Regions from separate parts of the Homo sapiens genome. Here region 2 is linked to region 1. Evidence: chromatin loops called from intact Hi-C (ENCODE). Cell type or tissue: gastrocnemius medialis. All regions are shown on one strand. Each heading gives the region's core, and the rest is flanking DNA. Links, peaks and the distances in the headings are about the cores only. Region 1 overlaps AFG2A (AAA ATPase AFG2A). Region 2 overlaps AFG2A (AAA ATPase AFG2A).

What was found. Hi-C counts contacts between places; a loop is a spot of excess contacts. Peaks named below come from ENCODE experiments on the same cell type or tissue, not always from the same donor. Only the 100,000 strongest peaks of a DNase experiment are listed, where the experiment ranks them.
Region 2: it touches region 1 in a loop (2.8-fold over the local background); 2 of 110 quality-filtered maps call a loop at or near these places.

What each region holds. Positions count from the first base shown.
Region 1 is chr4:123,238,715-123,251,374 of GRCh38, forward strand. The region is part of intron 14 of AFG2A (AAA ATPase AFG2A); the gene reads left to right. Among named protein-coding and RNA genes, the nearest start is that of SPRY1, 150 kb to the right of the region's middle. In gastrocnemius medialis, for the core only: no CTCF peak of the experiment used is centred there; a DNase peak (open chromatin) is centred at 5,747.
Region 2 is chr4:123,295,011-123,307,670 of GRCh38, forward strand. All of the region lies in intron 15 of AFG2A (AAA ATPase AFG2A), which reads left to right. Among named protein-coding and RNA genes, the nearest start is that of SPRY1, 95 kb to the right of the region's middle. In gastrocnemius medialis, for the core only: no CTCF peak of the experiment used is centred there; no DNase peak of the experiment used is centred there.

The DNA.
Region 1 (12,660 bases), core at 3,433-8,432:
ACAAAGATGGGGAGAAACCAGAACAGAAAAGCTGAAAATTCTAAAAACCAGAGCGCCTCTTCTCCTCCAAAGGATCACAGCTCCTTGCCAGCAACAGAACAAAGCTGGATGGAGAATGACTTTGACGAGCTGACAGAAGTGGGATTCAGAAGGTCAATAATAACAAACTTCTCCAAGCTAAAGAAGCGTGTTCTAACCCATTGCGAGGAAGCTAAAAACCTTGAAAAAAGGTGAGACAAATGGCTAACTAGAATAAACAGTGTAGAGAAGACCTTAAATGACCTGATGGAGCTGAAAACCATGGTATGAGAACTTCGTGACACATGCACAAACTTCAGTAGCCAATTCAATCAAGTGGAAGAAAGGATATCAGTGATTGAAGATCAAATGAAAGAAATGAAGCGAGAAGAGAAGTTTAGAGAAAAAAGAGTAAAAAGAACAAAGCCTCCAAGAAATATGGGACTATGTGAAAAGACCAAATCTACATTTGATTGGTGTACCTGAAAGTCACGGGGAGAATGGAACCAAGTTAGAAAACACTCTTCAGGATATTATCCAGGAGAACTTCCCCAACATAGCAAGGCAGGCCAACATTCAAATTCAGGAAATACAGAGAACACCACAAAGATACTCCTCAAGAAGAGCAACCCCAAGACACATAATTCTCAGATTCACCAAGGTTGAAATGAAGGAAAAAATGTTAAGGGTAGCCTGAGAGAAAGGTCAGATTACCCACTAACGGAAGCCCATCAGACTAACAGCGGCTCTCTCGGGCAGAAATCATACAAGCCAGAAGAGAGTGGGGGTCAAGATTCAACATTCTTAAAAGAATTTTCAACCCAGAATTTGATATCCAGCCAAACTAAGCTTCATAAGTGAAGGATAAATAAAATCCATTACAGACAAGCAAATGCTGAGAGATTTTGTCACCACCAGGCCTGCCTTACAAGAGCTCCTGAAGGAAGCACTAAACAAGGAAAGGAACAACCAGTACCAGCCACTGCAAAAACATGCCAAATTGTAAAGACCATCGATGCTTTGAAGAAACTGCATCAATTAACAGGCAAAATACCCATCTAACATCATAATGACAGGATTAAATTCACACATAACAATACTAACCTTAAATGTAAATGGGCTAAATGCTCCAATTAAAAGACACAGACTGGCAAATTGGATAGAGTCAAGACCCATCAGTGTGCTGTATTCAGGAGACCCATCTCATGTACAGAGACACATACAGGCTCAAAATAAAGGAATGGAGGAAGATCTCACAAGCAAAAGGAAAGCAAGAAAAATCATAGGTTGCAATCCTAGTCTCTGATAAAGCAGGCTTTAAACCAACAAAGATCAAAAGAAACAAAGAAGGTCATTACATAATGGTAAAGGGATCAATTCAACAAGAAGAGCTAACTATCCTAAATATATATGCACCCAATACAGGAGCACCCAGATTCATAAAGCAATCTGGGAGACTTTAACACACCACTGTCAATATTAGATCAACGTGACAGAAGTTTAACAAGGATATCCAGGACTTGAACTCAGCTCTGCACCAAGCAGACTTAATAGATATCTACAGAACTCTCCACCCCAAATCAACAGAATATACATTCTTCTCAGCACCACGTCGCAATTACTCTAAAATCGACCACATAATTGGAAGTAAAGCACTCCTCAGCAAATGTAAAAACAGGAATCACAACAAACTGTCTCTCTGACCACAGTGCAATGAAATTAGAACTCAGGATTAAGAAACTCACTCAAAACCGCACAACTACATGGAAACTGAACAGAACAGCCTGCCCCTGAATGACTACTGAGTAAATAACAAAATAAGGCAGAAATAAGGATGTTGTTTGAAACCAGTGAGAACAAAGACACAACGTACCAGAATCTCTGGGACACATTTAAAGCAGTGTGTAGAGGGAAATTTATAGCACTAAATGCCCACAAGAGAAAGCAGGAAAGATCTAAAATTGACACCCTGACATCACAATTAAAAGAACTAGAGAAGAAAGAGGAAACATACAAAAGCTAGCAGAAGGCAAGAAATAACTAAGATCAGAGCAGAACTGAAGGAGATAGACACACACAAAAAACCCTTCAAAAAATCAATGAATCCAGGAGCTGGTTTTTTGAAAAGATCAACAAAATTGATAGACTGCTAGCAAGACTAATAAAGAAGAAAAGGGAGAAGAATGAAATAGACGCAATAAAAAATGATAAAGGGGATATCACCACCGATCCCACAGAAATACAAACTACCATCAGAGAATACTATAAACACCTTTACTCAAATAAACTAGAAAATCTAGAAGAAATGGATAAATTCCTGGACATATACACCCTCCCAAGACTAAACCAGGAAGAAGTTGAATCTCTGAATAGACCAATAACAGGTTCTGAAATTGAGGCAATAATTAATAGCCTACCAACCAAAAAAGTCCAGGACCAGACAGATTCACAGCCAAATTCTACCATAGGTACAAAGAGGAGCTGTTACCATTCCTTCTGAAACTATTCCAATCAATAGAACAAGAAGGAATCCTCCCTAACTCATTTTATGAGGCCAGCATCATCCTAATACCAAAGCCTGGCAGAGACAAAACAAAAAAAGAGAATTTTAGACCAATATCCCTGATGAACATCGATGCGAGAATCCTCAATAAAATACTGGCAAACCGAATCCAGCAGCACATCCAAAAGCTTATCCACTATGATCAAGTCAGCTTCATCCCTGGGATGCAAGGCTGTTTCAACATACGCAAATCAATAAATGTAATCCATCACATAAACAGAACCAATGACAAAAACCACATGATTATCTCAATAGATGCAGAAAAGGCCTTCGAAAAAATTCAACAGCCGTTCATGCTAAAAACTCTCAATAAACTAGGTATTGATGGAAATATCTCAAAATAATAAGAGCTATTTATGACAAACCCACAGCCAATATCATACTGAATGGGCAAAAACTGGAAGCGTTCCCTTTGAAAACCGGCAGAAGACAAGGATGCCCTCTCTCACCACTCCTACTCAACATAGTGTTAGAAGTTCTAGCCTGGGCAGTCAGGCAAGAGAAAGAAACAAAGGTTATTCAATTTAGAAAAGCGGAAGTCAAATTGTCCCTGTCTGCAGATGACATGATTGTATATTTAAAAACCCCATCGTCTCAGCCCAAAATCTCCTTATGCTGATAAGCAACTTCAGCAAAGTCTCAGGATACAAAATCAATGTGCAAAAATCACAAGCATTCCTATACACCAATAACAGACAAACAGCCAAATTGTGAGTGAACTCCCATTCACAATTGCTACAAAGAAAATAAGATACCTAGGAATCCAACTTACAAGGGATGGGAAGGACCTCTTCAAGGAGAACTACAAGCCACTGCTCAACAAAATAAAAGAGGACACAAACAAATGGAAGATGGGAAGAATCAATATTGTGAAAATATCCATACTGCCCAAGGTAATGTACAGATTCAATGCTATCTCCATCAAGCTACCAATGATTTTCTTCACAGAATTGGAAAAAACTACTTTAAAATTCATATGAAACCAAAAAGGAGCCCGCATAGCCAAGACAGTACTAAGCAAAAACAACAAAGCTGGAGGCATCACACTACCTGACTTCAAAGTATACTACAAGGCTATAGTAACCAAAACAGTATGGTACTGGTACCAAAACAGATATGTAGAGAACAGAGGCCTCAGAAATAACACCATGCATCTACAACCATCTGATCTTTGACAAACCTGACAAAAACAAGAAGTGGGGAAAGGATTCCCTATTTAATACATGGTGCTGGGAAAACTGGCTAGCCATATGCAGAAAGCTGAAACTGGATCCCTTCCTTACACCTTATACAAAAATTAATTCAAGATGTATTAAAGACTTAAATGTAAGACCTAAAACCATAAAAACCCTAGAAGAAAACGTAGGCAGTACCATTCAGGACATAGGCCTAGTCAAGGACTTCATGACTGAAACACCGAAAGAAATGGCAACAAAAGCCAAAATTGACAAATGGGATCTAATTAATCTAAAGAGCTTCTGCACAGCGAAAGAAACTACCATCAGAGTGAATAGGCAACCTACAGAAGGGGAGAAAATTTTTGCAATCTACCCATCTGACAAAGGGCTAATATCCAGAATCTACAATGAACTCAAACAAATTTACAAGAAAAAAAACAACCCCATCAAAAAGTGGGCAAAAGGTATGAATAGACATCCCTCAAAAGAAGACATTTATGCAGCCAACAGACACATGAAAAAATGCTCATCATCACTGGCCATCAGAGAAATGCAAATCAAAACCACAATGAGATACCATCTCACACCAGTTAGAATGGTGATCATTAAAAAGTTGGGAAACAACAGATGCTGGAGAGGATGTGGAGAAGTAGGAACGCCTTTACACTGTTGGTGGGAGTGTAAATTAGTTCAATCATTGTGGAAGACAGTGTGGTGATTCCTCAAGGATCTAGAACTAGAAATACCATTTGACCCAGCCATCCCATTACTGGGTATATACCCAAAGGATTATAAATCATGCTGCTATAAAGACACATGCACACGTATGTTTATTGCAGCACTATTCACGATAGTAAAGACTTGGAACCAACCCAAATTTCCATCAGTGATAGACTAGATTAAGAAAATGTGGCACAGATACACCATGGAATACTATGCAGCCATAAAAAAGGATGAGTTCATGTCCTTTGTTGGGACATGGATGAAGCTGGGAACCATCATTCTCAGCAAACTATCAGAAGGACAGAAAACCAAACACCACATGTTCTCACTCATAGGTGGGAATTGAACAATGAGAACACTTGGACGCAGGGCAGGGAACATCACACACTGGGGCCTGTCAGGTGGTGGGGGGCTGGGGGAGGGATAGCATTAGGAGACATACCTAATGTAAATGATGAGTTAATGGGGGAAGCAAACCAACATGGCTCATGTATACCTATGTAATAAACCTGCACGTTGTGCACATGTACCCTGTAATTAAAAAAAAAATTCAGTTACAACCAGGTGTGGTGGTTCACACCTGTAATCTGAGCAGGAGGATCACTTGAGTCCGGAGTTTAGACCAGCCTGGGCACCGTAGGGAGACCCGTCTGTCCAAAAAAATAAAATTTAAATGTTAGCCAGATGTGGTAGCACACACCTGTGGTCCCACCTATTCGGGAGGCTGAGGTGGGAGGACCGCTTGGACCCTGGAGGTCAAGTCTGTAGTGAGCCATGATCGCGCTACTGCAGTCCAGCATGGGCAACAGAGCAAGACCCCATCTCAAATAAATAAATAAAACTCAGTAAGTAATAGAGCCAGAATTTTGAACTATGAATAGGTAAGATTAAAAAAAAAGACATTATTTTGTAATGTCTTGTATTATCAGACAAGGTACCAGAGACAAGGAAAAAGAAAGGTGCACTGAACAGCCAAAGCAGGACTGACGGAACTCAGAAATGGGCTGGGACCAGCCTGGGAGAAAGAAAACGCAAGGCAAAGAAAAGGATAAAACAGCCCTGCTGCACTCTGGTGGGACTGATAAGAAATAGCTTCTGTATCTTGGTATTTTGTACCTTAAAAAAAATTGAGGAGTGGCAGGAATAGAAAACAGAAACAATGTCTCTTTGGGGTGAGAGACAGAAACACGCTGTTCCTCTCAGAGGATGTGGAAACATTGATGACCTCTGCAAGTGCAGGCAGGCAGTATCCACAGCTCTGCATCACCACTCGGCGTCACCACTGTGCAACCCATCAGTCCTGTGGTGCCCGTTCAAGTTACATTGTATAAATCTGTCCTACGGCATCTGTATCCTCACCATCTAATAACTTTAGCACAGAATATTGTTTAAGAATGATGGAGAGGGAAAAGAAGACTTTGAGTCAACAAAACCTTTGTTTGTTTACATTTACCATATCATCCATTCTTTGTAGTATATATCAGAAGACTTTCATTTTAGGTTTTTAAAAATCGTTTATATGTAATGAGTTAAAAACCTTAGTTATCCAGAAACATATTCTGAGCAACATGTTTTTGGTACCACCTGCTGTCTTATATATTTCTTGTCTGCATGCTTCTGTATACCTAGTAGGTGTCTGTAGGCAGATCACCTTACATTGTGATTTCTTTTAAATTGGGAAAAAATATATGTCCTTTGAATATCTTATGGTTCAGCAGGGGCATTAGAAAATATAAACAACTGTTGTGTGATATGTGCAAAAGAAATGTGAACAATGTTTAGGAGTAATATAGAGAAGAAAATGACAGTTTCTTTGTATAGAAATGATTTGAAAGAATAACTAGGATTTTCCTGGAGTACATGGCCTGGGAGTAGACAGGACTGTTCAGATAAAGAGATCACTATTTATAAATTAGAGAGGTGTGAAGAATATGCTCATAGCAATTTTAGGGGAAGTACAAGGAGTTCAGTATTGGTAGAAAGTAAAGGGCCTGGAGGGGTCAAATAACAGGAGACGATGCTGGGAAAAGAAGCAGAGGACAGGCCATTTGTCCCCACTGCCACTACTCCCTTACCCCCATTAAGAACCCATGGGTTTATATATTTTTAAATATCTTAAAATATGTAAATATCTAAGGAAGTTCTTCACTCCTATTCTATCTTATGGAGACCCTTTTTAAAGAGTGAATTTTATAGAGACATAGGAAATGTTAGTTTGCATTGTTTTCACTTTGCCCCTATAGTTTTTTAAAAAGCAGATTCACTTTTTACAAGAGGAAGAATTTGGATTAGTGCTGGATACATACTGTTTTGACTTGTAAAATGACTCTTTAATAGAAATGGACAAAGAAAATATGCTAATAAAATAACTTAAGTATGTGTATGTGTGTGCATGCTAAATTTTTTTTTCTTCTGTTCTCTTCATTTTGTGCTCATCATCAATTGCTGCTATTTACTGTGGTGCATTTTTCCTGAACACCTGCTGTCAAATGCATCAAGTCTTTTCTTGCACAGTGCTACAGGTTTTTGCAGAACTGAGCAAGCCCAACATTAGACAGATAGCCTAAAGACTGATTGATTTATTTGTTTTAATACAAATATACGCTAACATGTTGACATACAGAAATCTGTTTCAAATGAATTATTTTTTAAAGAACAAAGAACTTTATAACCCTAGTACCTAATCCTATGCCTGACACATAGTAGATACTCAGCAAATATCTGTGGGACTGAACTGCTCTGTGAAGCCTAGCTAAGCACTAAAGACTCCCACAACTTTTTCAGCTTTATGGGGAAGTGATTATCTTAAATAGTTTTAATGCAAATTGAATTATTGTTTAAAAAGCATGTCCACCAGTTGAAAAGTCAAGTCATGGAACATTGTTAAGATCCAGGTTTTAATTTAGCAGATATTGTTCTCTTTGCAGAATAATTACGAATCTATTTAAAATAAATGCTTTTTTATCTTTATCTCCCTTTGCACAATGGAGTGGCATTGTCAAAAGGGGAAAGTGTCTAATAATAAGTTGAAAACATTGTGCAGTTATACTTCAAAGACATCTCTTAAATTGTCCTGTTCAGGTTCACTGCCTCTGCTATTATTCATGTTCTAATTTAGGGCCTCGAAATTGTATTAGTTGCCTAACTGGAAGTTGCACTTCGTTCCTGTGCTTCTTCCACACTGCTGCCAGAATCATTTACTTTCTTCAACAGAAAATCAAGCCTGTCTCTTTCCTCATTAAAAACCTGCAATTTGCTACGGACTGTGAGATAAGGACCAAACTCCTTGGCATTACATACCATATGTAATGTAATTATACCTGTGGATTTTTTTTCTCAATCTACCTTCATGTCCCCATGTTTCTAAGCATCCTCTACCAGTGCTTCCCAAAATTTTTCATGACATGTCACACATGGAATAATAACCAGATGATACCACTGTCTGACTGCCTGAAGTCTCTGGCTTCTCTGAGCTTTCTGGCCCTTCTGAGATCTGAAGGAAACAATATCTTAAGCATACCCTCTAATCCATTCCCAGTACAACCACTGGGAAAGTCTGCCCTACATGTGACCACAGTAAACCTTTTCGCCTCCCAGGAATGGTTTGTGCACTGCTTTTCTTCTTTGCTTATAATATTCATTCTGCCTTTTCACAGTTTCTCAATCTGGTAAATTTCCCCTCCTTGTCATTTAAAGCCCGGCTCATTTGGATTTGGGAAATGTTTCTGGAATTTTTTTAAGAATATGTGAAGCTCTTTGTTTCCAATTAAAGCCTTATCTTAAATCAATTAATTTTGACTCTTAGAAATTCTCTTTCCATTTTCTGACCCATTTGTAATAACTTAATTTTAAGGTTACACCTACTGTACCAATAATGATTTTGTTTTTAAAAATACAAATAAAAATCTCCCTTCCTTGGCTTTTTGGAAACAGTTTCTTTCCCCCGTAAATTATATTGCCCATGGTTTCATAAATACACATCTCAAATGGGTTACTTATGTAAAGGGTGTGTGTGCTTACTTGCGTGCGTGTGTGTGTGTGTGTGTGTATCACTACTACTAATACTAACATAAATATATATATCATTACTACCCACTTAGCTATATTCTAAAGTTAAAAGATCTCAAAATACTTCTTGTGAAAAGGTTTACTAAGCCCAAAGTTCTAAGAGAAAAATTATGAAAATTGGTTTCCTTTGTTTAACAGAGCCTATTGCTTATTTTAAGGGTAATTGATCTTTTGTTTTGAGACAGGGTCTCACCCTGTCACTTAGGCTGGAGTGCAGTGGTGGATGCCTCCCTAGGCCTCAACCTCCTGGGCTCAAGTGATCCTCCCACCTCAGCTGGGACTACAGGTGTGTGTACCACCACACCCGGCTAATTTTTATGTTTGTTTGTTTGTTTGTTTGTTTTGTAGAGATGGGGTTGCGCCATGTTGCCTAGGCTGGTCTCAAATGCCTGAGCTCAAGCGATCTGCCTGCCTTAGCCTCCCAAAGTGCTGGGATTACAGTTGTGTGTGTGCCACTGTGCCTAGCCTGATTGATTTTGATCTCTAACACATTCCTCTCATAACTATTTCTGCTTTTCCAAAAAAGTTTTATGTATGGGTTAGGTAAATGTTTCTGGTTTTATCTCATTAAATGATTGGCTTTTAGTATCAGCATGAATCAAGTATAATTTGACTTACCTCATCCTTAAATTCTTACTTAATTTGGTAATTATTGTGTATTTTATCATTTTCTACTAGTGTCTTAGCCTGTTGATCAAAGCTTGCTGCAGTTAGTTGTTTGCGTGTTGATCTTTCTCTACTTTTTAGTGTTCTTAAAGGTAAGGACCAAGTCATATGCTTCTGTATTTTCCTCACAGTGCTTTGCACACAAAAAAAAAATTGTCTAGTAGGTGTCTTTTTAGTTACTTTTAAAGTATCTTGTGGGTAGTTAAGACTTTTTTATTCAAATTTTATATAAAATCTGTTTTTGTTTTCTGATGCCTGTTCAGCAGATGCTTACCCAGACTGAAGTAGTTTACATTCTTTTTCAATGTCCCAAAAGCTTAATTAGCAAATAATATAATGCAGACTGCTCCTTGCATAGGCTCTCATGGATTTTACATACTACTGCTTATTTTATTAGTCTCTAAAGTCATTCTTCTCCCAGTGTAATTACACTTTTAAAAATTACTAAATTGCATAAGAGATATTATGAAATCGTATTCCTGGAACATTGAGAATTTCAAGCTTTAAAAGACAGCAGCTAAAGTCAAAGATACAGCAACATTTTCAAAAGTTAGCTTTGTACATCTCTTGGCTGAGTAATGTGAACCCACACATGGAAAGATTTAATATATACAGGAATGTTCTGGGCCTCTGTAAGAGCTGATCCCTCTATCAGGTTTCTGTGCAGACAAGCATGTTTCTTCTATCTATTAGGAAAGGGTTATGAATTGAGCATTTCAGAGGCTATGGTAAGAAGCAGGGAGAGAAGGGGGCAAGTAGAGAATTGCTGAATATCAATTCTTTTTAAATATTGAGATTTAGAAATAAAAATCAAGAATCTGTATTTTGACTTGACTTTTCAATCTATTATTCTAACCTCGTAGCTCATTGTTCCATTTATTCAAAGAACATTAACATCTGCCATATATTAGGAATTCAGAGATTGCTAACATTGCCTATGTTCAAGGATCTCATAATCAAGTACTGAGGATAATTATACAAGAAGAGTAATCACTATAATAGCATTTAATACTTACTGAAGCATACATGCCATATGCCAAACACTGAGCTAAGCACATTATATCAATATAGATATAAAAACACCTGCTGATTTGTCCAAACACACAGCTAATAAGTTTTTGAGCTAGAATTTTCCTCCAGCTAAGCTGATTCTTTTGCCCTCACTTTTAACCTTGTATGCCAAATTACAAGTTTAAAATTCATTTATGTACTTGGAAGAGTCATAGAAGTTTCAATAAAAGAGAAGACTTTTAAGCTGAGACTTGAACAAGAAGTGGAGCTTCCCTGATAGACAAAGAGATAAAATGTCATTCTGAGCAGAGGGAGAAATATGTGCGAAAACAGGGAGGCAGAAAGCAGCGTGGTGAGTTTTACTAACTGGGTGTTTAGGTGCTCCTAAGCAAGTCCAAGTTCAAGTATAGCATTTCAAGTTTCTATGATTTTAGTGTAACTCCTATCTTATCTACAGCTCCTTTTCTTTTCTCACAGGGTGAGAAATGCTATACTTGAACTTGGACTTTTTTCTTTGATGTGCAATTAAATGATTAGAAAATAGGAAGTTAAGGTATTTGCAGTTAAAATGATCACATTAGCCATGATGTAGATAAAGCAAGGAAAAAGAAGGAAAGAATAAGACTGCAGGCAGAAAAACAACTAGCACAGCAGTTATGATATTCTAGACAAATGATTGTGTTGGCTTGATATCACTGAGTAAACATTTATTGGGTGCCTTATATGTGCCATAGCTGAGCTTACAGTGTTGAATAAAATGAATATGATTCCTGCCATTACATACAGTCTACAATCTGTTGGGAAAGACAGACAGTAAACAAACACACAAATACACAATAAAGAAGAATGGGTAGAAGTGACAGGTTTAAGAGAGATTTAAGTAGTGTTAGCCAGGTCTATGCATTAGTTGGATTTAGAGGAAGAAATAGATACCTAGAATAAATCCAAGGTTTCTTTGAGATAATTCAGAGCCGTTACCAAAGATCCACCTTTCTCCCTGGTTTCTGGAACTATTCTCTCCATGAATCATGATTCATTGATATGTTTTTATTAAAGTATAAAGGCTCAGTGCTGCTTTCCTTTCCTAGAGGAAGGCACTCCCTATATACACATACACACCCTTGTTGATTATTTTAAATGAATGGGAGCCAATGGGACCTGATTTTTCAAGGTGTCTATTTTAATACTTTTGTCTGAACAAGTATTTCTATGTTAATGAAATTAGATTTGAGCATTTGATAGAACATGAAACTATAAGTGTTGAATTTCAGAATTTATAAAAAAGAAAAGGCAGCCTTATAATTGTGGTATAAGGTTTGATAGTTAAGACTCCTTCATGTGAAATACCAGATGTTTTGAGTCCTTGATATAAAGGTCAGAAGAAAAGAAGGATATTGGTTTCATAATAAACTAACATGTTTACAGTAATGACTATGCAGTGTAAGCTGTGGATATTTTGTTATATAAGAATGGCAGGGGGTCCTAGAACTGGGGGCTGGAAGGCCCATTTAAAAGGTCATCCAATACGATAATTTTTAGTCTGGAGCACACAAGCAGAGTTCAGGTGAACTCCCTGGAATTATTTGCAAAATTGGGAGTATTTTTTGTATGTATAGTTTGAGGGGAATTTCTGTCAAATGCACATAGGCACCTGTAATTAAAGAGCCGCCTTCATTTTCACACATGAGGAAACTGAGGCTGTTACAGATGTAGAGACTTGCCCAAGGTCTTGAATAACTTCTCAGAAAGGGAGTTTGTTCTATGATTTGTGTTTTTTAATAAAGTTTTAATGGACAGACCACGATATCCAACATGGCCTTGGAGCCATAGGGTTCAGAATATTAGAAAGCCTTGGCTTCTTTTTTCATTGAGTTGTCATATAGTGATTTTAATAATAATAGAACATGCTATTATTCAGAATACATTCTTCCACCCTAATATCCCAAAACAGTATTTTTAAAGAAATTCTAGGAAGGGTGTTTACTCATTCAGAGTTCTACAGGAAGGAAGGCTCTTTCCTACTATTTTTTAAGCATAACTTTCACTGACAAGACCAGGCCAGAAAAAGCCTAGCTGGCTGTTGGCCCAGACAATGTTATAATAATCATTGAAGTATACTCAACCTGCACTGCCTGAGGATAGCTACAGCTAAAAAAAATAAATAAATAAGCACACACAGATGTATGCTGAGTGTTCCAGTGACTTAGCTGACATGTATGCTGTATATCCTTTGCTGTGTTCTTTCAACTATTAGAAAGGAAATTTTAAAATAGCCTAGAATTTATTATTCCAATAGGGTGAAAAGGACAACTTCAACTTTAAAAAAATAACCAAGCTCTCCAAGGCTGTATCCCCAGCAAGTAAATCAATCTGGCATATAGTAGATGCTTAATAATTTTTTTGATGAGAGAATTGTTGAAGTTTGTTAGTTAT
Region 2 (12,660 bases), core at 5,175-10,174, 58 kb after region 1:
GATTGCTGCTTCTGACACTTTAGAAGCAGTGTCTGAGCTGATCTTAGTACCATGACCAGCCCCATTAGCACTGCTACCTCCTTTACCATTACAACAGAGTATCAGCAGCAGTGGTGATCACCAGAAGACTGAGTGTGAGTCAGCTCCAGTAGCCAAGCTTAGGAGAAAAGGCAGGTCAGTTCGATAGCATGAAGCCACTTGGAGATGTGGAAAGGTAGAGCTGTGACTAGAGCTGGCAGAGGCATAAGCCTTGGAAGGCTGGTTGGGGCAAGGTGAAAAATGGGAAGGACAGAAGCAGGTAAAGAAGCCAGAAAAGGCAAAATTTTACCAGGTTCTTTCCTCTTTACTGGAATTTGAATTTTGTCCTACTTGCCTGTCTTGAGACTTTGACTGACATAAATAAATCTTAAGACGAAAAGGGAACAAAAGACTGAAAACAGCTCAAATATCTTTTACTTGAAACTGGGTTAAATAAACTATGCTCCTATAAAAGGAATGAGAAATAGCTCTCTATATAGCCGTGAAGTTGTTTCTAGCATAAATTGTTAAGTGAAAAAGACAAAGCAGAGCCAGACGCCGTGGCTCACGCCTGTAATCCCAACTCTGGGAGGCCAAGGCGGGCAGATCATTTGAACCCAGGAGTCTGAGAAAGTTGAGAAACAGAAAGTTCTAGGACTCAGAGCCTGCACTCTACCAAACATGGTGAAAACCTGCCAGCATGGCAAAACCCTGTCTCTACCAAAAATACAAAATTAGCCAGGCATGGTGATGCGTGCCTGTAGTCCCAGCTATTTGGGAGGCTGAAGTGGGAGGACGGCTTGAGCCCAAGAGATCAAGGCTGCAGTGAGCCAGCATCACACCACCTCACCAGCTGAGCACGATCTTGTCTCAAAAGCAAAACAAAACAAAAAAAAGATAAAGCAGAGAAAAGCGTGAATACTATGCTAACATTTTTCGGGAAGGTGGCAGGAGAGGTGGGAAAGCGTCCCTTTATCAATATATCCCAGCTAATGAATGAAGAAGGAATAACAGAAATAGGATAGCATCATTTTGCAGCCCTTCATGAATCAAAAGACCTGGACAATCATAAGTGGCTACTAACACATGAAAAGAAGAGCAGCCATACATTATGTGCATCTCAGCAATACCTATGAAGTACTTGTTCAAAAAAAAAAAAAATCAAACCTGAAACTCCCCAAGCCTCTAGATCTTAATACAAGTTAATAAGAAATACAGGAGGCAGGAGATGTTAAATAACACCAGAGGGATGCAGGAAGCAAAATAAGGAATATGGGAGACTGGATAGGATATATAATTCTGTTTCTTGAACATAAATTTTAAGGGAAAAGAGAAAGAGAAATCCCTTAGATATGAGATATAGTAACTAAATGTAATGTGTCACACCTATTCTGATCCCAATTCAAACCAACCATCTGTGAAATATACTGACTGGTAAATGTGAACACTAACTAAATACTGATAATGTTAAGGAAATGTAGCTAATTTTAATGTGGCATAAAAGTGTTACAGTATATCTTTAGAAATACACTAAAATATTTATGGGTTAAATATTGTGATTCTGAGATTTGCTTCAAAAAATTCAGTGCAGTGTTGGAGATAGGATTACAGTGTAGATGCAACAAAATTGGTCATGAGTTGGTCATTGTTAAAGCTGGGTAGCAGGCGAGTGATTTCACTGTATACTGTTCTCTGTACTGTTGTATGTGTTTGAATTTTCTATCGTTAAAAAATATTAAGAAGAAAACAAATAGCATTATCTTTTCCCTAAGTGTTCACAATCTCCTCTGTCTCCCCTTTCTCCTATTTTCTAAGGAGAAAGAATTGAGCAAGTTTACAAAGTGGGGTGGAGCTGTTGTGAAAGATACTTCAAATCATTTTTTAGCTACTCAGAATTATAGCATGAAGTCAAAGTTCTCTAGGCTTGAAATGCTGTGTACCTCATTCTTCCCCTCCAACACATATTTCCAGTTATACGCACAATTTTAATTGACTGTAGGGACTATCTTCAAATAACATTTCCATAAACTTCCAAACTGAACCGCCCCAGATTGGAGTTTTGTAATCTATTAGCCATTCATGACCCCTCCCCTACCCACAAAAAAAGTTGTTTTTGTTTGCTTTCTCTTCTGATTTTCATTTAGACTTCTTTCTTTGCCAATAGATTTAACACAAAGATAGCATTTTCTAACTTTGACCATAATCCATACTGGAATCATCATTCAAAAATAATGGCCTAATTGTTCCTACAAATTTCATAATCATTTTCAAAGAAGTTCATTGGTGGCCCTTGAGGCTTTTCAACTTTATCCTATTTTGGATGATATCTGTGGCCTAGAAATCAGTTGTATAGCCCAAAATGTTACCTAGACTACTAATGAACAGCAAGGTCTAAGGAAATGGCAACTAGAGGCCGGGTGTGGTGGCTCATGCCTGTGATCCCAGCACTTTGGGAGGCCGAGGCTGGCAGATCACAAGGTCAGGAGATCGAGACCATCCTGGCTAACGGTGAAAGCCTATCTCTACTAAAAATACAAAAAATTAGCCAGATGTGGTGGCGGGCGCCTGTAGTCCCAGCTACTCCAGAGGCTGAGGCAGGAGAATGGTGTGAACCCCAGAGGCGGAGCTTGCAGTGAGCCGAGATTGTGCCACTGCACTCCAGCCTGGGGGACAGAGTGAGACTCCATCTCAAAAAAAAAAAGAAAAGAAAAAAGAAAATGGCAACTAGAAACAAGCAGCCCCATTGCAGCACGCTGAACACCGTTTTTTGGAAGCATGCACCACTGAGCAGGAATTCCAAAATGGCACCTTTGCAATAGTACATTTTGAGGCATTGTGTTGCCAAGACAGAAAGAAGAGAGGAAGCAGTGTATAAGCACCACAAATTTACATATACATAGAAAAGGATAGAGGGCAGTTTTTACATCCTCTCTCTCATTTCCTCCACCAACCAACAATCGGCCTGACTCAGATTACCTATCCAGCCCTCCTAAGGATCTTCACTTCCTCCCCCTAGAAAACTACAGAGTTGCTCTGTTGTCACAGTGTGAAAACACACACACACATGCATGCGTGCATACACATACACACACACACACACACACTTGATTTGGTGCATAGGAAGTGACCTAATTCAGTTTGTCCTCATCATAGTGACAACTAGACTGAGCCAATCAGAGACTTTCTGTAGGGTTTTGATTACTGGAATTGAGAAAATGAGGGCTTTCTGGTGGGTGAAGCTGTGAGATGTAAAACACAGCAACTGTTCCTGGTCATGTGAAGCCAAAGTACGGAGAGAAGCAGAGACAAAAACTCTCTTCATCGAGACGGAATCCCGATGGCATCCCAGGCCCTGCTTCCAGCTGGTCCGCTGAGGCCCAGCCACACTGCTTTCTTTAAGTTCAGTTCGACCCAATAATATCATTACAATAAATTCCTCCTTTTGGATTCAAATTGGCTTTCCATCCCTAGCAGTTCAGCCCTAATATACAGCAGATGTCACAACTGATTTCACATATTTGGAGAAATAGGAGTAGCTGAGACAGAATTTAGTCTACCTTGCTCAGAGACATTCACAGATAGTGTGAAAACCACTCATGAGTCCCCTTTGCTTAAAGTTACCCTGGTCATGTTTATTACAGCATGTAAAGGTACATAGCCTTAAAGTCTTTTCAGGACTTGGGATTTTTCTTAAAGAAAACAAATCAAGAGTGTTCATTAAAAGATTGATATAAAAAATTAATAATTCTGAAGTTAACCCAAAACTTAATGTAATCTTCCATTGGAACATTTGTTGATGTGTGTGGGGGGTTTAAATTCCACAAATATTATTAAAATGAGCAATCAGCAGCAAGATGTTTTAAAATATTTTGTTTCAGCATGTAAAATCTCGTTTTATTACAGAATTATTTTGTTAAAGGCACAGCTATGCCAGGTTGCTGCCAGAGTGATAGGATCATAACAGCCCAGTTAATTTTAAAAGACTCACAAGTGGTAGGCCTTGGAACTACTGATGGCAACATGTACATCACATTTTAGTATAATGCTTAAACTTACACCACATCTTGTGAATTTATATGCATCTGCCAATGTGTGTGTGTGTGTGTGTGTGTGTGTGTGTGTGTCTGTGCACGCATGCATGTAGATACACATATATTTATTTCAAAGAGAAGAGAGTTGGTGGGAAGTAGGACAGACTTGTGAAGTAATTAAGAATTTCTACTGGCTCTCACATTCTTCAGTGTAACTTAAAATGTGTACAAAAGATATCTTGAATACACTGTGTCAAAACTGGTCTGGTTTCATTTCCAGTTAGTTGCCAGCATGCTAAAATGGAGATGCTTGCTACCAAGGTGTAGCTTGTCTAAAGTTTAGTGATTAGATCTCCAAATGAAAAAGTACAGCCTAAAGAGGAAATTCTTGGCACTTGTTTCAATTATCTCCTCTTTACAACATTATAGGGTGCTTTCATGTGTATGTATTATCATTCATAGTAGAGAGTACATTGACTAAGATTGCAAAATAGTTTCCATTGTATCATAATCCCCTTGTGTCCAGTTGACTCACATCTCTGAAAAATTTCTGCTCAGTTACAAATGTCTGCTGGTCTCTTTCCAATGATACTTTGTTTGTTTGTTTGATGGTTGGAAATCTGAAGAAAGTTCACTTAGTTAAAATGGTGATGTAAAGTATATGAGTACAGTCCTAAAATTTACTAAATGTACATACTCAAATTTACTCAACTTTAGGTCTTCAGATTTTAAAAACTAGATGAATAATCTATCCTTTAAAAATTCACCATTAATTCTTCAAGTATACCAACTGCTGCATTTCTAATACCAAAACAACCTTATCAAGTGATAATTTAATTACACCTTTTAAATGAAATTTTAAAACATGATTTATTCATGAAAAACAAGTAGTTTCATCCACCCTTCTTTTTCTACAACTCTTTGCATATCTGTGGCCTGCTATTTATTACAGCCTTTCTCATAATTTTTAGTGTAGGCTTAACAAGCATATAGTTTTAAATCTTTCTTTAGGAGACTTTCTGGCTTTTCTCATTGCTGAATTCGACACAAACCTTATTCTCTTATTAGCATTCTTGCAAGGGAGTTTAGGTAATAATAGTTAAGAAAGAATGTTTAAGTTTGATAGTACATTAAATAATAGACAATGATCAGAAGAGGAAAAAAATGCATGGGTATTTTGGTTAAGGTTTTCAAAACCTAAATCATCTTTATTCTCCACCTTGGCCTGAACAAAGAATAACTATAATGAAAATTTGGCCTATGTGGCTTTTACACGTATGTGTTATTTCCTTCCGTTACCTCACATATATAATTTTTTGTTGTTAAAATGCAACAGCTGGATCTCGCTATTGGCTTTCAGATCAGTAAAATCAGAGATTGCCCTTTCTTTGCTTCCTTTTTAGTGGACCTGCAGGAAATAGAGTTCAGAGTGTACCTCACTCCTTACAAGACAACAGCCCATATAATTTTGCAGATAAGGAAACAACTCCTTCAGTTTCTAAATACCCAGTATATAGTGTTGTTATCAAACATCAACACCTGTATGCATTTAAATTCACTCACAGTTTAAATGAAATTACACATAGTTAATACATGCCACTTGTAAAGTCTAATCTTATCTTGGGAACTTGGATTTTGCATTCCTTAACTAGTGTGCTTAAATTTTCAGTTGTATTATCCTATGTTTTTTTTGTTTTTTTTTTTTTTAGTAGATGAAAATAAGACACAGGTGTTTAGGTTTCTCTTCATGTCGATAAAGATCTAAACAAGCATTTAGTTATACTTAGGAGCAGCTGTTGAAATTTTCTAGGGTACAAAAGAAGGATCTAACAAAATAAAACCCACTCACCTCTAGCATGATTAGCTCCATTTTGTATTTTCTGTACTCCCCAACTGTGATAATTCCAGCCAAACTGTATTCTGGCCTAAGTCATCTGGAAAGGGGGAAAGCAGGTGTTATTATGAAGCATTCAGAGGATTTAAGAAGATTTGAAATATAGTTACTATAGAGCAGTGATTCCTAACCCCTTTTTGGTTTTGGATCCTTTTTAGACTATAATGAAAGTTTTGAACCTTCGCTATAGAAAAATATATAATATGTATACATGGGTGTATGTTTTCATAAGTTTCAATGTATTCTTAGATCCATCTAGATATCCATAGACTCTCAGTTAAGAATCTTTACTATGTGGCCAACAAACACACAAAATTAGTGAAATACCAATTGAAATAGTATCTAGTTCATGTAACAAAGATTGCTTTATTATTTGAAATTAAAACAAAATAATATAATGTGAGCTTCTAAATAAATGGCTTATAAACAACATAAGTATTACAAGTCAGAGGAAGCAGAGACCACCTTAAAAATATAAAAATAAAAAAGATACATGAGTGTATACTGGGTATTTTCAGAATATCTTATGTAATTGGGATGATGTGATTTCACCTCATTTACATCCTTATTTATTTATATGCTAGATGGGAAAAAAAAGAACTTTCTTCCAAAAAGCATACCACTGTCAATGAGTATGACATGCATAAAATAAGTGTAATATAAATAATCCTATTTTCTTCTCACTCTATGTTATGTGCTAATGGTATACTTATTGGTTACTCACAAGGACCTATCTTCATCTGCCCCTTAGCTAGCTACAGATTGTCAAGTCATTTTTTCCCCCTGTTTAACACAGATAGCCATTAACACCATGTCATCTTCTTTAAATGTAAAATCATTTAGGGATGCCAAGCAAATCTGCTGATTAGCTCAGGCCAGCCTACACCAGATTGGAGAATGGGAAAGTAGTGAAAGACACGCATTACAGATTAAGACTGGGTATAAAGAGAAGACTCTAACAACCCACCCCCACCAAATATGCCACACAAGTGCTCAGAGAGACCAGAGTCCCAAACTAGACTACCCAGGTGAAACTACAGAGTTTCACAGGAGGCAGCTTTATGTGTGTGTCAATGGGGCAAAATGTGAGGGCTGGCAGTAAAGAAGTCTGACAGATGAGGAAACATGGGGAATATTAAAACCAGTTTAACACACTTGCCCACACCATCCCCCGAGCCGCTTCCTCCCAAGCTCCCAGAGCACCAGCAAGGAGGTTGAGACACTCTAGACTTGGGGAGGAGTCTTGAAGTTTTTCAGGAACTTTGCTTGCTTTCTTCTCCCAAGGACATCCCCTGTCCTCCTCTCCTCTTTGCCCAGGACCAACCTCAAGCTCTCCCATTACATGAGTGCTTTTACCCAAAGTGTGGTGCCTCTTCCAGAGCTGTCAGCTTTCTGGCTATAGCTTGGATATCAGCCCCACAAGGACCCACAAATACAAACCTCAACATAGGATGACTTACTGTGCCTGATACGTTTTTGCCTTTTTAGTCCATAGTAGACAATTATCTTGACTATAATTGTCCCAGCAGGAGCTGCCTCTGTGTCTGTGTATATGCGTGTGTATTTTTTTTTTCTAAGGCAAAAACTAGTTTATATCTTTGTTCAAAGATGACCTTAGCAGGAGACCTTTTTTTTTTTGGAGTTGATCGGTAGGTCAAGCCATGTGCTAACCTGGCTTGTCTGGGTATGTCTGGGAAGCAGAGCAGGACCAAGGCTGCAGGGCCTTTATGGAATTTCTGTGCTAGGAAGGGAGATAGACATTTAACACAAATATCTCTATATCTTGACATTTGCGATATGGCAGGAAAGTACAGGCACCTATGGGACTATAAAACTGATCCTAAAACAAGCAGGCATGAGGAGGTAGTGAGGTCACCTCTAGGAATGCCTCCTCAATGGAAACATTTGCACTGAACCTTGAAGATTAGGTAGATGAGCCAGTGCTTTTGCACACCTTGTTCCATGAAAGCAAGACTGTTTTTTTACTGTTGTATTCCCCAGTGTCTGCTTCCTTGTAGGTGATCAATAAAGATTTCTTGAATAAATGAAAGAATAAGGGGCTCCCAACATCTGTTTGCTCTCTTATCCCTCTCCTTCCCTACCCAGTGGTTCCTGTTCTCTCCATTCCCTTACCAACTGGTATGTTATTTTTAAAACTAAAAATACTCTGTTTTATCATATTATTATTCAATTAAAGTTAGAAACATTTAAAATCCCCATAGATGCAAATGCTAGAACAATGAAATAAAAGCTCAAGATTTTTTCTGCCCCCAAAGCTCTGTGGAATAATCAATTTTATAAATTTTTAAAAAACAAAAACTATTTGGAAGGCTGAAGCAAGAGGATTGCTCCAGCCCAGGAGTTCAAGACCAGCCTGGGCAACATTGCAAGACCCCGTCTCCTAAAACAAATAAGTAAATACAATTTTAAAAAGGAAAAACTAGGCTTCACCATGCAAGTTTATAATGAAAGGTTATACACTGAATATATACTTTAGCTATATATTTCAAAGACCTCAAGATAACGTTAAGGCCGGGCATGGTGGCTCACGCCTATAGTCCCAACACTTGGGAGGCCAGCTGGGGAGGACCACTTGAGGCCAGGAGTTAGAGACCAGCCTGGACAACATGGTAAGACTTCATCTCTATAAAACATAAAAAAGCCAGGCGTGGTGGCATACACCTGTAGTCTTAGCTACTTGGGAGGCTGAGGCTGGAGGATCACTTGAGCCCAGGAGGTCAAGACTGCAGTGACCCATGTTCAAACTACTTCATTCCAGCCTAGGTGACAGAGAGCAACCCTGTCTTCAACAAAAACAAACAAACAAAAACAACTTTGAATCAGCAAAATTAAGCAACCAAGTGTGTTCCCCTTCTCTAATGTCATTAAGCTTTGAGTGTGTCTTTACAGAAATTTTTATTTTCTTATGTATGGCATCCTAGATTGTATGACTTTAACATAATCCCAGATGGATTAATTATCATGAAGCCTATTTTGCAGACGATTCAAGGGAATTTAGCCCAAGAGCAAAAGTTAGGTAATTCCTTAAATCTGAAATCTGTCCTCTGAAATACTACTCTACTCACCGCTTAAATGGTTTTCAGTGAAGTGGCATTTTAAAAATAAGTGCTGCTTGCTTTACCTCTGAATTCCCTTCTCCAATGCCATTTTACTCCCTGAGCTGCTTTCTTGGCAGTTTGGGGCACCCCTTGCTGTTTGTGCCTGTGATAGTCTGACTTCCATCTGCTGCTCTGCAGCCAGGAGCCTGCTGTGCTCCCTTCAGTCACATCTTTCATGCCTGGCCATTCAAGCACCTTTCATCAGGTCTCAATGGGCCTGGGTAAAGGGCCCTCCCCCTGCATCCACATGAGCACATAATCTCCCAGGTAGCCTCCTCCTTGAAGCACCTCCAGTGCATGTGTTCGCAAACAGCAGGACATCACTCTCTACTGGGTTCCTAATCCCTCAGACACACAGAGGAAGGAGGTCGCAAGGCTGTGAAAGTGAAAAGAAAAGCGAGGGGGCGGGTGAGCAGAGGCAACACAATGTCAGCGCCTGGGCCCTCCAGCGGCTGCACCACAATCATCGCCAGCTGCAGCCCAATTAAGCTCAACAGGTCACAGGTGTTCCAGACAGAAGATGCTTTTAACAAAACCACTTTCTTGAAAATACCTAAGACTTTTTGAAGCACTGCAGCCCATTTCTTTTGGTAGATTCTTTAAAGCTATTTAGTACCCTTCAAATACAAAGAAGCTGAGAAGCACATTTCGGCCTCAGTGGAAGGCGTGCTTGCTTCATGCAGAACAGCGGGGGCAGCAGCCAGGCTGCCGTGACCGAGCGCAGAGACAGCATCTCTGCCAATACGTGGATTCAGTGTGCAGCTGCAGAAAAAGGACGTGAGGGGTGTCTCCCTCCTCCAGCTTGGTCGCGTCTGATACTGTAGCCTGAACTGTGCAGTTCACTCACTCACACAAGAAATTGCTGCATAGCCATGACCTTGTGTGTACTCTTAAATTACAATCTCTAGGATGCAGTTGTAGTTTTCCTATGAACTTTTAAGCAGCCCTGCCACATGCTGGTTAAACTAGGTGAATGAATTCAGCTATCAGGAACTACTTTTCATCTTCTGACACATTTTAAAGTGCTGGCTTCATTTTCTCCACAGATCCAAGTGTTCCCTGTGCCTGCCAGAAGTGTGGGGAGGGGATGACAGGATCCAAGCAGAAATTAGGTAGTTGTTTAAGTCACCTTCGGACCTTTGTTACCCTTCCACCTTTCTTTGAGGATATCGATAATCTCTGAGAGGCAGTTAAGAATGTAGTGGGGAAGGTCAAGTTAGAATTTCGGCATCCCTATTGGAAGGGAGCGGTTCTTGGTTCCCCTACTCCTCAGGCGCACTTACAGCAGCATCCCTTCTTCCCACGCCTGTGTGCCACTCTCATGGGTATGTTTGCCTGTTGTCATTATTGTAACCTGTTTACAGCCAATAGCGAGGACATGCTGACGCTACCCAGGTCTTATCTGGAAATGGAAGCAACTGCTTAAATTTACAATTGGGTTTCTAATCTGTCAACGCACCAGAAAAGCCCCTAGTACTACTGTGAAACTGAAAAGAACATGGGAAGAGTTAAAGCACAGCGGGAATGAATACCCAGAATAGGGCCCAACGTTTTCAGCTTTTCCTTCCTGTTGATTAGTTTTTGGTAAACAGTCTTTGCCTTGACTGTTACTTTTTATCACGTCATTTTTTTAAATTATTACTGCTTGCTTAGAAACCATGTTGGTTTTAATTTTCACAATACGCCTGTTTCTGTTTTGCTAAGCTGAGCCACCTGTTTAAACTCTTCTTGTCTCATGAATTGGGGGAAAGAACCGTAGGCAATGTATAAGAGGTTTCATTTTTTTCCACAGTGAAGTAAGACATTGTTCTTATTCTTCATGGCATTCAGAATTCTGCACAATTGCCTCTTTTGCCCTTTTGCATTTAAAAGTGAGGTAATTAGATTTCCCAAGGTTCAATGGTCAAGAGCCTTCTCATCCCGCGGAGTTGCTTCCCCACACTGCTCACAAGTGGAGCTGTCTCGCGTAATCCAGTTATTGCTATATTGTTGTTATAAAGGAACTGCTTTTTCAGAGAGCTAGCATAGCATGAAACTTTATACTCACATGTCCCTTTGCTTTCATTGCTTTTTTCCCCACATTTGAAACTAATTACTATTTTATTCAGTGTCTGTGAGGATTTCTAAACATTTTTGTTAAAAATCTTTTCCTACGTCCTAGGAATTCATTTCAAATATGCCTAAATCCTTCACATTGTGAGATCCTGCCTTTGTTGTTTTATGTTTTTGTCAGATATTCGATCGTCAGATCTATTATTACTGCTGAACAAATGGAAAGAAAATTTGTGACATGTTGGCACCAAATAAATTAGTGTCATAGCCACTGAAACAAAGGCATGTCTTCGTCTAGCTCTGACAGTGAGATCTTGGGCCCACTCTGCTATTTTTTTGTCTTATTTTCTCATTTTCACAAACAGATAATGTTTTACCTTTGCAAAAAGCTGTATATATATATATATTCTAAAGCTTGGATATCAATTTTTTTTTCTTTTTTTTTTCTGAGATGGGGCTTCACTCTTGTTGCCCAAGCCAGAGTGCAATGTCACGATCTTGGCTCACTGCAACCTCTGCCTCCCGGGTTCAAGTGATTCTCCTGCCTCAGCCTCCCAAGTAGCTGGGATTACAGACATGCACCACCACACCCGGCTAATTTTTTGTATTTTTAGTAGAAACGGGGTTTCACCCTGTTGGCCAGGCTGGTCAGGTATCCATTTTTTAGTCAAAACTGAATAAGATGAAATACTCAGATTTATAGAGCTGGCCAAAACGTTTTTGTTTTTACAGCCTAATAGCAAAAGCAATCTTGCTGGTAGTTGGCTAGTAATTCATTTCTATGATGTAGTCTGCAGCCTATGGGGGAAGAGGACAAGATGGTGAAGGGATTAGGGGAAAGCTTCCAAAATCCTTTTTGCCAAAGAAGTTAAGGAGCTTGAGCGACCCAGGTTTTCTCTCTAAATGGGTTAGTTTAACATTCCAGACAGTCTGTGATTCAAACTTGTCTATTCACCTATACATCTACTCAGCAGAGTTCTTTATGGCCTCATAGGAACAATTCAGCTGAATTCCCCCATCACTGAAACTGTTCCAGACTTTATCTACTTTTGCTTTTTGTTTTTTAGAGACAGAGTCTTGCAGTGTTGCCCAGCGTGGCCTTGAACTCCTGGGTTCAGATGATCCTCCCATCTCAGCCTCCTAAGTAGCATGACTACAGGCCCACACCACTACACCCAGCTCCATCTGCATTTTGAATGTGATGCCAGCAGAGTGATGAGCTTTGTGGTGGTCCCTGGGTTCAGTGTAGATACACACACACACACAAACACACAAACACACACATACTTATCTCATTAGGTTTTCCTATAAACTTTATAGCTAGTAATGAGAAAGGTCCTAGTTTAAATTGAAGGGTTTTTTCCCTCAGTTTCTGTAGTATTCATTCCTAAATAGAGAGATATGTTGACAGATTTATCTGAAAAGACCTCATTTTTCCAAAGCTTAACACAGAAAGGAAAATCCCGTAATCTTAGGTTAGTTTCATCAAGTGAGACAATAAATCGCCATTTGCATAATTTTCTTTTTTTAGCAAAGATTCCATTCT